Linked DNA regions of Mus musculus: region 2 is linked to region 1. A link is a contact called in ENCODE Hi-C data. All regions are on one chromosome and are shown on one strand. Each heading gives the region's core, a stretch centred on a gene start or an enhancer-like site at or near the end of the contact. The rest is flanking DNA. Distances are from core to core; before and after follow the strand shown. Region 1 holds the start of Rcc2 (regulator of chromosome condensation 2). Region 2 holds the start of Mad2l2 (MAD2 mitotic arrest deficient-like 2).

Evidence for each region. A loop is a pair of places that touch in the nucleus more often than their neighbours do.
Region 2: a map of T-helper 1 cell shows a loop between it and region 1 (8-fold over the local background). The contact joins the promoter of Mad2l2 here to the promoter of Rcc2 in region 1. A Hi-C loop is called at or near these places in 2 of 37 maps with a recorded cell type or tissue (T-helper 1 cell and T-helper 2 cell).

Annotation. Positions count from the first base shown.
Region 1 is chr4:140,697,153-140,703,164 of GRCm38, reverse strand. It overlaps Rcc2 (regulator of chromosome condensation 2), which reads right to left and starts at 1,692. Exons shown (of 13, transcript NM_173867.5): 1 at 1,515-1,692; 2 at 730-1,018. The coding sequence starts at 1,008.
Region 2 is chr4:148,137,726-148,143,351 of GRCm38, reverse strand. It overlaps Mad2l2 (MAD2 mitotic arrest deficient-like 2), which reads right to left and starts at 2,862. Exons shown (of 8, transcript NM_027985.3): 1 at 2,518-2,862; 2 at 2,319-2,437; 3 at 295-366. The coding sequence starts at 2,557.

The sequences.
Region 1 (6,012 bases), core at 443-2,942:
ACAGAGAACGTGATCTCCGGGACACAGAGGCGGAGGGGGTAGAGGGGTGTATCACCGAAAACTTGCTTTTACAAAGTTCTGGCGGAGACTCAAGCGGACCCTGGGCCCGGCTCTGCGGGGCTTCCTCTCCACCACCACCCCCGCCCCCGCGAAAGCTCAAGTTCCACGGCCCAGACCGGAGCCTCAGGGGAGCACCGACCCCACTGGCCCCCACGCCGCGAGGACCCGAGGCAGACAAAGCCCAGCGCCGCTCCGCGGGGGGTCGCGGGTGGGAGGGGAGCCCCGGGGTGGGGAGGGCCTCCGAGGAGCATGCGCGCTCACGGCCGCGCCGCGCGGGCCCCCACCATGCCCCGCGCGCACCGGCCGGGCCGACCGCGCCGGGCTAACACGGAGCATGCGCGCCGCGCGCCAGGCCCCGCCCCCCCGGGGCGCCCGAGCCGCAGCGGCGGGAACCTCAAAGCCCCGGCGCGAGCCGGCTGCTCCCCGCGGACTGCCCTCCCCCCTCGGGGGGAGGAAGAGACGCGGGGGTGGGGGGGAGGAGGGGGGTGGACGCACGGGGGGGAAGGAGGGACTGACAGCCCCCGCGTGGCCGCGCACACCCGGTCCCCCCCCTCCCCCGGCCCGGGACTGGCTCCCCGGAGTTCCCCCGCGCGGCGTGGGGGAGGGGCGGGGCGTGACCCCACGGCGCCCCTCCCCCCCAAAACCGCCAACCGCCCCCGCCCCACTCACGACGCGCTCCTTCGTGTGCTCGGGCTCCGTGATGATCGCGGCCGCGCCGGCCGCCTTGCCCGCCGTCGCCGGCCTGGCTGTGCGCTTGCCGCCGCCGGGGGCCCCGTCCAGCTCCGGGCCGTCCTCGTCGCCGCTGCTGCCGCCGCCGCTGCTGCTGCTGCAGCGCTCGGGCCGCTCGCGCTTCCTGCCCGCGGGGCCGCCGCGTCGCCGGGGCCCCGCGCGCGCCGTGCCGTTGCCCGAACTCGGCTCCTCCCAGGCCGCCCCCTTCTTCCTGGGCATGGTCGCCGGGCTGCGGGAGACACACGGGGCGCACAATGCACACGGGGCGGGCTGCGGGGCGGGGGAGGGGACGCGCGGCGCGGCGTGGGCCGCCCCACCTGCTGCTCCCTCGCCCCTCCCCACGCCGCGCGCCACGCGGGGACCCCCCCCTGTACCCCGGCCGGGCCCCAAGCACCTGCGAGCACGCGCGAAAAGAGGAACTTTCGTGGGGCCCCAGCCCGGCCCCCGCGGCCCGGCGCTCGCCCCGTCTGCTTTTTTTTTTTTTTTTTTTTTTTATTGATTTTGAACAATGGGATCTCTGTCTGTCTCCGATTAAACCACGTGGATCCGCCTTCCTTCCCCTTCTTATTCATTCCGTCCCCCAACCCCCCCTTCCCCAGCGTCTTTTTTTTTTTTTTTAACCTTTCTCGGGGGGGAAGGGGGAGGGAGAGGAGAAAAAAAAAGAGGAAAAAAAAAAAACTTTCCCAGACCCTGCAAACTGGTCCCAGACGGTTTCCAGCCCCTACCTGGTTGGAGTGATGAGAAACGAGGAGGGAAGCGACTGAAAGACGGGGTCGAAGGCTTCTTCTCTCCCCGGCCGGGACGAGGGCTCCAGCCCACTCACCAGATACACTTAAAATGTAAATACGAGCTTCCAGAACAAATGCTACAACACAAAACAGAAACACATGTGCGGCCGGGCGGCAAGCGAGCGCGCGCGCGGCGGGCGGCGAGGGGCCCCGGGTGCGCGCGCCCCCTACCGGCCGGAGGACCCCACCGCCCAGCCGGGCCGCCCACCCGAGCCTGCGTCCCGGACGCCCGGCGCCACGCCGCAGGCCCCGCTGGGCCCCGCCGCTTGCGCGCTCCGCACGCCCTTGCACGCAGCGCGGCCTGCGCGTCACAAGGCGTCTTCGGGGCTCGGGAGAGTGTCAGATTCTCTTGTTTTTTCCCCCTGAGCGTCTAGACAGGTCACCTGAGGACACTCGCTGGAAAATAGTTGCTTTGCTCACGCAGCAGCCAGCGAGGGACGTGCCCTAATTGAGTGATGGGAATGAAAAATGAACACAATTTGAGTAACTTTCTCCTGTGCAGACTCAGGGTAGATTTGATACGTCGTGGATGCGTCCAGAGTGTGCAGCCGGGTGCTGTTAGAATGATCAAGTTACATAAAGGTTTGGTGTAGTATGAAATTAGTAATTAGCTGGGGGACGTACTATGAAATTAGTAATTAGCATAGGTGGACTTGAAAGTACTTGTGATGGGAATTTTCTTCATTTTAAAAACGTATTTACCGCGCCTCAGTACAAGCAAGACTAGATGCAAAGGTGCTAGAAGCTTAGAATACAGACCTGGAGAACAAGATCTCTGCCCAGTTGGAAGGCGAAGTAAGAGGAAAGATTAAGAAATTACTGAAAGCATGGTACTTACCGGGTTCCAGGATCAAGGAAGGCGTTCCCTGGGAGAGCTGAGTTTTAAAATTGTAAAGAATCTGACCTGGCAGAAGTGGGAGAGGAAACCTTTCCCCTACCCCGTGGGACAGTGCAGGGTCTAGGAATCCGGGAAGAGAAGTGGCCAGAGGTGCTGGGGTCAAGGCTGAGGAGTCGACAGGGCCCCCCTCACAGGACCCGACAAGCCACGTGCACGATCGGCTTGGTTGGAACTAGGGGAAGGTTTGCATCTCAGTGTCACTTTCTCTTCTGACAAATGTTTTTCTTTGGGGTTTTGTTTCCGTCTCATGTAGCCCAGGCTGGCCTGAAACTGACCGTGTAGCCCAGGCTGACATTGAACCTGATCCTCCTACTTCTCTCTCTCTCTCTCGAGCGCCCGAGTTAACACTGAAAGTTTCTTTTTTGGCAACTTCCTTGGTTGACTAGAGAGAGTTTCTAGGGTCTTTGCAGTTCGTTCTTAATTACATCAAGAAGCGGGATGGGGGCGGGGGGAGGGTGCACAGGACCAAACGTTTGAAGGCAGGCGGAGAATCCTGGAGAACCAAATCTAAGTTATTTGATCAAAGTCACCAGCCTGGGTGGAAGCACTTATGTAAAACAACTCAGAAAATGAGCACCAACTGGTGCGTTTCAGGGATATTAGAAGCACCGTCTGAAAGCCTCTTAATAGACCTGGCATTCGAAAAGATTGAAGAGATTAAGCCGTGATGCTTTGATATAAAACATTAGAACCAACTAGAAAAGAATTCTGCCTAAGTGTGCCGTCAGGTCCGGGTTTCAGGAAATGGCACGCCGGAGCTTGTCCGGGGGTGGTGGCTGGTTGGGCGGTTATCCTCCCGACAACACCCTGTGTGGCCAATTAGAAACGCTGAGGGTGCCTTTAAAAGGTTTTTAGGCAGCGAGTCTCTCTCTCTTTCTCCTGCCCCATTATACGGCTTTCTGCCGGCGTAAAAGGCACATGCGTCAGAACCGCTGATGCAACCCGACGCTAATATCACGTTGCATCATCTGACCCAAGGTGTGGTGCTTCCAAAACTGGTTTTTCCTGAGGCTGTGCTAAGGAAGAAGAGCACTCAGAGGATAACACCCACTAACCAGCCCTCCTCGTCGGATGGGAAAAGTGTTCTCTGCCACTCCATGCCTCACTATTTCAGACCCAGGGAAAGCCCGAGTGATGCCCCTGGTTGAGATGGGGGTGCGGGCGCACACACGAAAAGGCGAACATGTAGGCTGCTGTTCACCTTATGTAACCAATGTGACAGAGTGAGGTGCACCTACGGGCCATGCAGGGAGTGCTCCCTCCAACATACACTTGTGCTTGGGCTTTTTACTTCATTTTAATTGAGCGTCTGCTCGGGACAGAAGAAAGAAGAGAAGAGAGAGCAAATTCTATCTGAGCACAAATGCCCGGCTTCCGTTTGTACATGGAAATATGGGCCATCTTACTGTTAGTCTCCTCTGCTGCTCCTTAATAAAAGTTAAACTCGGCGGCAACCAGGGTCCTTCCCAGAGCTGTGGTCCATCCAGCTGGACCACAGAAAGTTCCACTTGTAGTCCAAGGAGTCTCTGGTCTCATATAATATACCTTGAGTTTTTTGATTCACCAGCCTGACCTCTGGAATTCGGAGATTGCAAACATGTACCACCGTATATAAGATGCTGGGAGTCAAAGCTGGGGTTTCTTACATGCTAGGCAAGCACTCTATCCACCACAGATGCACACTCTCAGCTCCAGAGATGAATTCTGATGGTCTGGGTAACTGGACCATGACAGGAGGATTCACAAACTATCTACGCTGTGAACCAGGAACCTGGGAAGCCACTGAGCCCTTGAATACAGCTGATCCGTGCCGCAATTACGTTGTAGCACAAACACACACTGGAATTGTTGGTTTTGGTTTGGTTTTGGTTTGGTGGTTGTTGCTGCTGCTGTTTTACCATGTTCGTGAAGCAAGGTTTCCCTGTGTAGCCCAGCCTGGCCTTGAACTGGTGGTTTCACTGCGTCATCTCCTGAGCCCTGGCATCCTGGGTCTGTACCACTATTACACCCAGCCCACCCTAGACTTGAGGACTTAGAGCAAAAAGGACAAACAAACAAACAAAAAAAGCCACAACAACAGATCTCATGACTAATTTTATTATATTAATGTGGACACGAAACCAGGCAGGGGTGGTGCAAGCCTTTAATCCCAGCACTTGGGAGGCAGAGGCAGGCAGATCCTGGTCTACAGAGTGAGTTCCAGGACAGCCAGAGCTACACAGAGAAACCCCGTCTCAAAAAACAAAACAAAACAAACAAAATGTGGACACAGTGGTATATAGCTCTCTAGTCCCAGTTACTTGGAGAATCGTAAGTTTGAACCTAACTTGGACAGCATAGAAGAAGCAAATAGAGGTGGGGATACTCGTGAGAAAAACACTTGGCTTGGCTTGTGAGAGGCTCTGGGTTCACCCCAACGTAAAGGATAAGCCTGGTATATTGACACATACCTATACTCCTACCACTCAGCTGGCTAAGACAACACTGCTCAGTGGAAGGCCTGCCTGGGCTACTTAGTGGACCTCAGACCATCCTGGGCTATATACCCACAGCCTTTCTCAGAAGCAAACCAAACGACATAGGAACTGAAGAGATGGCTCAGCAGTTACGCTGGCTTACTGCTCTTGCAGAGGACCAGACTCTGGCTCCCAACACTGCACTTAGCAACTCACAACTGCCTGGGACTGTTTAGCCCCAAGCCATCCAACGCTGAGCACACTCAAGCACATATTAAAAACACATACATTTATTTATTTATTTATTTATTTATTTATTTATTTATTTATTTATTTATTTATTTAATTTGTGTTCTGTGTGGGTATATATGGTTCATGCCAGAAGGGGCCATCAGATCCCGTTACAGATAATTGTGAGCCACTAGGATTTGAACTCAGGACCTCTGGAAGAGCATCCAGTGCTCTTAATCGCTGAGCTATCTCCCCAGCCCTTAAACATACACTTAAAAATAAATCTGTAAAACTAACAAAAGCTAAGAAAAGACAGGCAAGAGGGTTCAACAGGCAAAGGCTTTGCCGCCCAGCAGCACAGGCACGCTGGCCAGCTTTTGGAATGCACCTGCAGCCCATGGCCCCTGCACACACAAACATTACACACGCACCCTGCTAATAACAGATCTTAACATTTTAAAGTGAATATTTAAAGTAACATTGATTCTACGTTGAAATGATAACATCTTGTCTATATAGTATTATAATAATAATTAGTATATACTAGTCTAAAAATGACCCATTTTACTTTGCTCTTTCTTTTCTCTCTTTTGTTTTTTTTTTGGGGGGGGTTGTTGTTGTTTTTTGTTTTGTTTTGTTTTTTTGAGACAGGGTTTCTCTGTGTAGCCCTGGCTGTCCTGGAACTCACTTTATAGACCAGGCTGGCCTCGAACTCAGAAATCTGCCTGCCTCTGCCTCCCAAGTGCTGGGATTAAAGGCATGCGCCACCATGCCCGGCTCCTTTCCTTTCCTTTCCTTTCCTTTCCTTTCCTTTCCTTTCCTTTCCTTTCCTTTCCTTTCCTTTCCTTTC
Region 2 (5,626 bases), core at 1,613-4,112, 7.4 Mb before region 1:
ACAAGATAATAGGGAAACAAACAAACAAACAAAAACCCAAGGGGCCCAGCCCAGGAGGGATGGGACGGGCCATGTGGACATATGAAGAACCAGATCTTTCAGGGCAGGTCCCACATAGATCTGGCTCAACTGATACATCCCTGATGTGACCTACATACCCTGGGGCCTATTGCTAGCTGGGGGTGGCCTTCAGACTGAGGCTTCTGGCTGTTGAAAGACATGAGCACTTCAGCCCACAAGCAAGGAGGAGCAGATTGGGTGCAGAGTGTCCGTTAGGACCGGGGGCCCCCTCACCTTCTCCAGGAGAGGTTTGACGCAGTGGAGTGTGTCCTGGATGTACTGGTTCAGCTCCGGGTGACAGGACATCTGTATACAACCCCACAGGGCTGTTAAATTCCAAGGCACGAATAGGAGAAACAGCAATAACCCACACACATACATCTCTGGACAAAGAACAGCCATTCCTAGCTCTCCCTGCCTGAGGGATCTAACCTATCACTAACTTAACCTTGGAGAGATACTCAAAGACAGGCACTCTGTCAGGCCAAGTATGGTGGCACACACCTTTAATCTCAGCGCTCAGAAGGCAGAGGCAGGCGGATCTCTAAGTTGAAAGAGGCCAGCCTGGTCTACAGAGCTGGTGATATACAGAGAAACCCTATCTAAGGGAAGAAAAAAACAAAAAAAAAAACTGTGTAGCCACAGGCAAATGTCTTAACATCTCACACACAAGGTGCTTAGTAGCTCTTTGTTTTCAGTGCCTCTGACCCCCTTACAATGGGAAAGCGACTTGAGAAGAAGACAGCACATCTACTGTGTGTCCAAAGTTAAAACCGGGAGCCAGGCATGGTGGCCCACATCTTTATCCCCAGCATTTGGGAGGCAGGCAGATCTCGGAGTTTGAGGTTAGCCTGGTTTACATAGAGTTCAAGACAGTCAGAACCACACTGAGAAATCCTGTCTTGGAAAATAAAACCGAACGCAAGAAGCTTGGGCATGGGGGCTGGAGAGATGGCTCAGCAGTTAAGGGCACTGACTGCTATTTCAAAGGTCCTGTGTTCAATTCCCAGCAACCACATGGTGGCTCACAACCATCTGTAATGAGATCCGATAACCTCTTCTACAGTGTACTCATATAAATAAAATAAATCTTTAAAAAAAAAAAAAAAGAAGCTTGGGGCATGTTCTCCAGTAATCCTAGCACTTGGGATGTTGATGAAGGAGGATCAGGAGTTCAAGGCTAGCCCCAGCTTCCTAACAACTGTGAGCCCAGGCTAGCTACATGAGGTCTAGATTTCTTAAAATACAAAATAAGGCCGGGCAGTGGTGGTACACACCTTTAATCCCAGCACTTGGGAGGCAGAGGCAGGCGGATTTCTGAGTTGGAAGCCAGCCTGGTCTACAGAGTGAGTTCCAGGACAGCCAAGGCACCAAGGCTATACAGAGAAACCCTGTCTCGAAAAAACTAATAATAAATAATAATAATAATAATAATAATAATAATAATAATAATAAACAGAGGCTGGAGAGATAGCTCAGAAACTAAAAGCACTGGCCACCGGACCTTCAGAGTCAGATTCCCCCATCTTCCAAATGCCAAGGGTTCCCATGTGTTCTTCCTGCCTCAGTGAACACCCCCAACAAACAGACATAGACACACACACACACAATTAATATAGATCTTAAAAAGTAAAAAGCTAGGTATGGTGGCTCACACCTTTGTTTCCAGCACTAGAGAGACTGAGACAGGAGAATTTCTGTGAGTTTCGGGCTAGCCTGGCCTACATAGTGGAGACTCCACACCAGCCAAGACTAAACAAGGAGACAAATAATTAATCATAATATTCTTTTTGGTTTTTTCCCTTTTTTCTTTCTTTTTTTTTTTTTTTCTTTTTTTCTTTCGAGACAGGGTTTCTCTGTATAGCCCTGGCTGTCCTGGAACTCACTTTGTAGACCAGGCTGGCCTCGAACTCAGAAATCCACCTGCCTCTGCCTCTGCCTCCCAAGTGCTGGGATTAGCGACCACTGCCCGGCTAATAAATATTTTTTTAGAGTTTAGGGAGAATGAAAAGAGAAAGAAGGTGACAGACAATGGGAATCCTCTTTATCCAAACCTCAGAAACCCTTTAAAATGCAAGCTTGGAACAGCTCTCATCCAGAGAGCTAACCATCTAACCCAGAGAATTTATCTGAGTTCAGGGAGGGAAGGGCTGGGTGGTGAGAGACAGGAGGCTGTCCGCTATCAGCCTCTGTTGAGGAGTGAGGAAGCTTGCAAGTAGAATAAAGGTTTTTAAATCCAGCCGGGCACCGGGGCTCACCTGAACCGGCACGTTGTACTTCTTGCGCTTCTGGAAGATGCCCACCGGGTAGACCTCGCGCACATAGAGAATCAGGTGCACGGCCACCTCCAGGAACTCGGAGAGCACGTCAGCCACCACTGTGGTGGGGACACAGCTGATGAGCAGGACTCCAACCAGGATCGCACTCCCTCCACCCCCCGCAGGCTCAGATCCCTACCTTGGCCAAAGTTGAGGTCTTGGCGCGTGAGGGTGGTCATCCTTGGCCGCCTGGGGGAGGGCGTGGAGGGTGTCTGTAGGGACTCAAGGCAACCGACCCCGCACGCGGGAAACGCAGCCCGGTCGGGGGAAGCCCCGCCCCCTGAGCAGCCGGATCCCTCTCGGCGGAAATCCCGCCCTCTCTACGCTCCTCCCCGATTCGCCGGCTCCGGTTTCGACCTCAGGTTCCAATCTACGACCGGGCTATAGAAACCACCGTCTGAGACCCCTAACGCGCTACTCCAGAATCCCCTGGCCTCAGTAACCACCGCGGTGCTCCCGCGGTCCCAGCACAACCATAAGCCACGCCTACCCCGGAGCTGTCCAATCAGAACCTCGCCCTGTTGGGAGAGGCGGGGCAGGCTCGGGGGTGGAGCTTAGGGGCGGAGCCCCGCCTGAGCTACAGGAATCTCCAAGGAACGAGCTAAACCGCCTTTGGATTTCAGGTGGGAGCGATCAAGAGATTTCCATGGCCTCTGCGTATGATCGCTGTGTTTTCTCCTCCCGGACATTTCTCTTTAGTAGTTGCAAGTGAGAACCTGCTGCAAGCACAGCTGGGTACCAAGGGAGGGCAGCGACATCTGCTGCTAGTCCAGCGTCAACGTCCCCGGACTCTTAGCTTGCCCAACCGAAAGCGAATCCGCAGGCTTGGGGGCGGGGACAGGGAACGGTAAGAAGCAACCGAGACGCTCCACCCCGACCCGAAACTCAAGTAACATCGGGGCTTGACCTCCCTAGAGAACTAAGTGTCCCATGGTTTCTTCTCAATAGCTGACCTTTGGAAGCTGCAGCCAGTAGGCGCTGGGCTGGGTGTCTGGGAGTTGACTCAATAAATCTTCAGAATACGTGTGGGTTCCTGGCCGTCTTTTTTTTCTGCGGACGAGCCTAATGAGGACTTGTCTGTGTCGTGAGCAAGCGGAGGGGGCGGGCAGCAGTGCTGCTCCAGGGTCCTTCCTGTAGAGGTACGGACTCAATTCCAGAGGAGTCGAAAGGGCCTCAGATCATTTTAATAGTATGAAAATTATATCCATTATACGGAACCCTTTTATATTACAAACCCTGAATTCTATTTATTTAATGTGCGTAGGTGTTTTGTCTGCATCTATGTCTGGGCAGTATGTGACTGCTTGGTGCAGGTGAAAGCCAAAAGAGGGCGTCAGATCTCCTGAAACTATAGCTACAGATGATTGTGAACCACTATATAGGTGCTACAAATTGAAACCACCATTCACCACCCAGTACCCTACCTCTCACTTCCTCGGGAAGAGCAGCCAGTGGTCTTAACCACTAAGCCATCTCTCCACCTCCCCAAACTCTGATTTATATTAATTCCTTTATTAGCCCTAGGAGCTAAGTATTGCCTTCACAGCCCAACTTTATAGATGTACAATAGGCTCAGGAACGTTCCTTCTTTCACCAAAGCCTCACGGATGCAATATGTTCTGACGCTAGGTGAGAATTCAGCTTAACTCACACCCTTCTGTTTAACTGAAAGAAAATCTGAGGTTAGAGAAATGGTCTGGAGTTAGGGGTGACATGGCAGGCCTAGAAGCCAAGAGAATTTAAAGAAGTGGTTCAATGTGTGGGCTTCAACCCCTTTGGGGTCAAATGACTCTTTCCCAGGGGTGGCATATCAGATATTCTGCATATCAGATATTTACAATTCCTGACTGTTGTGAAATTGCAGTTATGAAGTAGCAATGAAAATAATTTTATGATTGGGAGTCACCACATGAGGAACTGTGTGGAAGGGTTGCAGCATTAGGAAGGTTGAGAACCACTGATTTAGACTCTGCCCTCCAAGGATGTAAGAGTTGTCTTGTCCTGTTTCTATAGGAAATGTTGCATTAAAGGTCATCCCTGCAATGTGGTATGACACCCACCCCCCACTCCCCGCACCAGAAGCTGTCAATTCCATATTCATATCCTTCTCATGGGAAGGGATAAGGAGCAGGCCAGAGGGAGGATTACCCTGGAATGTGAGCAAAGCGGGTCTCAAAATGCAGACCTACCACCAACATCTTCATCTCAGTCCCCAGGGACCCTATTAAACCCTGGCTGTCCAGCTGCCCTGACTTACCTGACCAGGGCAGGCTAACAGCAGGGCTCTGCTCTTTAACAAGCTCCCCAGGGAACCTGTGTGCCCACGAAACTATGGGAGCTGCCAGTGGAGTTCTCCTGCGTTCTGTAACATGCCTGTGCTTAAGCCGGTAGAATGCTGGTTTGGCTTTAGGAATTGATACACCCGTCAGTGGGCACAGCAACCCTTCTCAAGACTCGGGGACCTTCCCCACATTACACCATGTTCAACAGAGCCCTTTCTACTTAGAGCTGGCTGGGCAGCTCACTGCCTTGTAGACCTTAGGGCAGTGAGTTTTCATCATGGTGGGGTGGGGAATGACCGAGTCCTTTATCCACCCCACCCCCCAGCTCCTGAACAGCGTTTTCATTACTGATGCAGGGTAGAGGTGGGGTGGGGGAGATTCCTCAGGGATGGAACAAGGGCATAGGCGGGAGGCTAAGGTAACATGGGACCAGCTGGAGACCTCTGCCTTGGAGACCTCTGCCTTTGGCTCTACAGTGCCTGGGTTTTCACGTTAGCTACATCAGTGTGATGGATGGCTGTAAGACAGAGATTGCATTATGAGGCAACTTATTGTTTCTTGAATCCCCATTTTCAATGTTATTTGCATATTTTCACCATAGAGACAATATGTAATTTGGGGCTGGGAAGGAAAGTTACAAGTTAAGGTGAAAAGAAAGTGTGTATGCATTTCACAACTAGCAACTAGCCGGGGGACCAGCAATAGGGATGGAGGGAAATTCACTCCCAAGAGATACAGAAACAGAGAGGGCAAATAACAACAACAACAACAAAAGCCTGTAAGCCCCAGCCTGGAAAGGACTAAGCCTCCACCGATGTGCTAAAAGGGTTCTCAGCGGTGTGATGAACACACACACACAAGCAAATTAGATACAACCCTTGTCAACAAAGTGTGCAGACCTGCGAGATGCTTCTATAGCCAAGTTGCTGTCCACAGACGGGATCACATAAGCATCGTCTGGGAGGG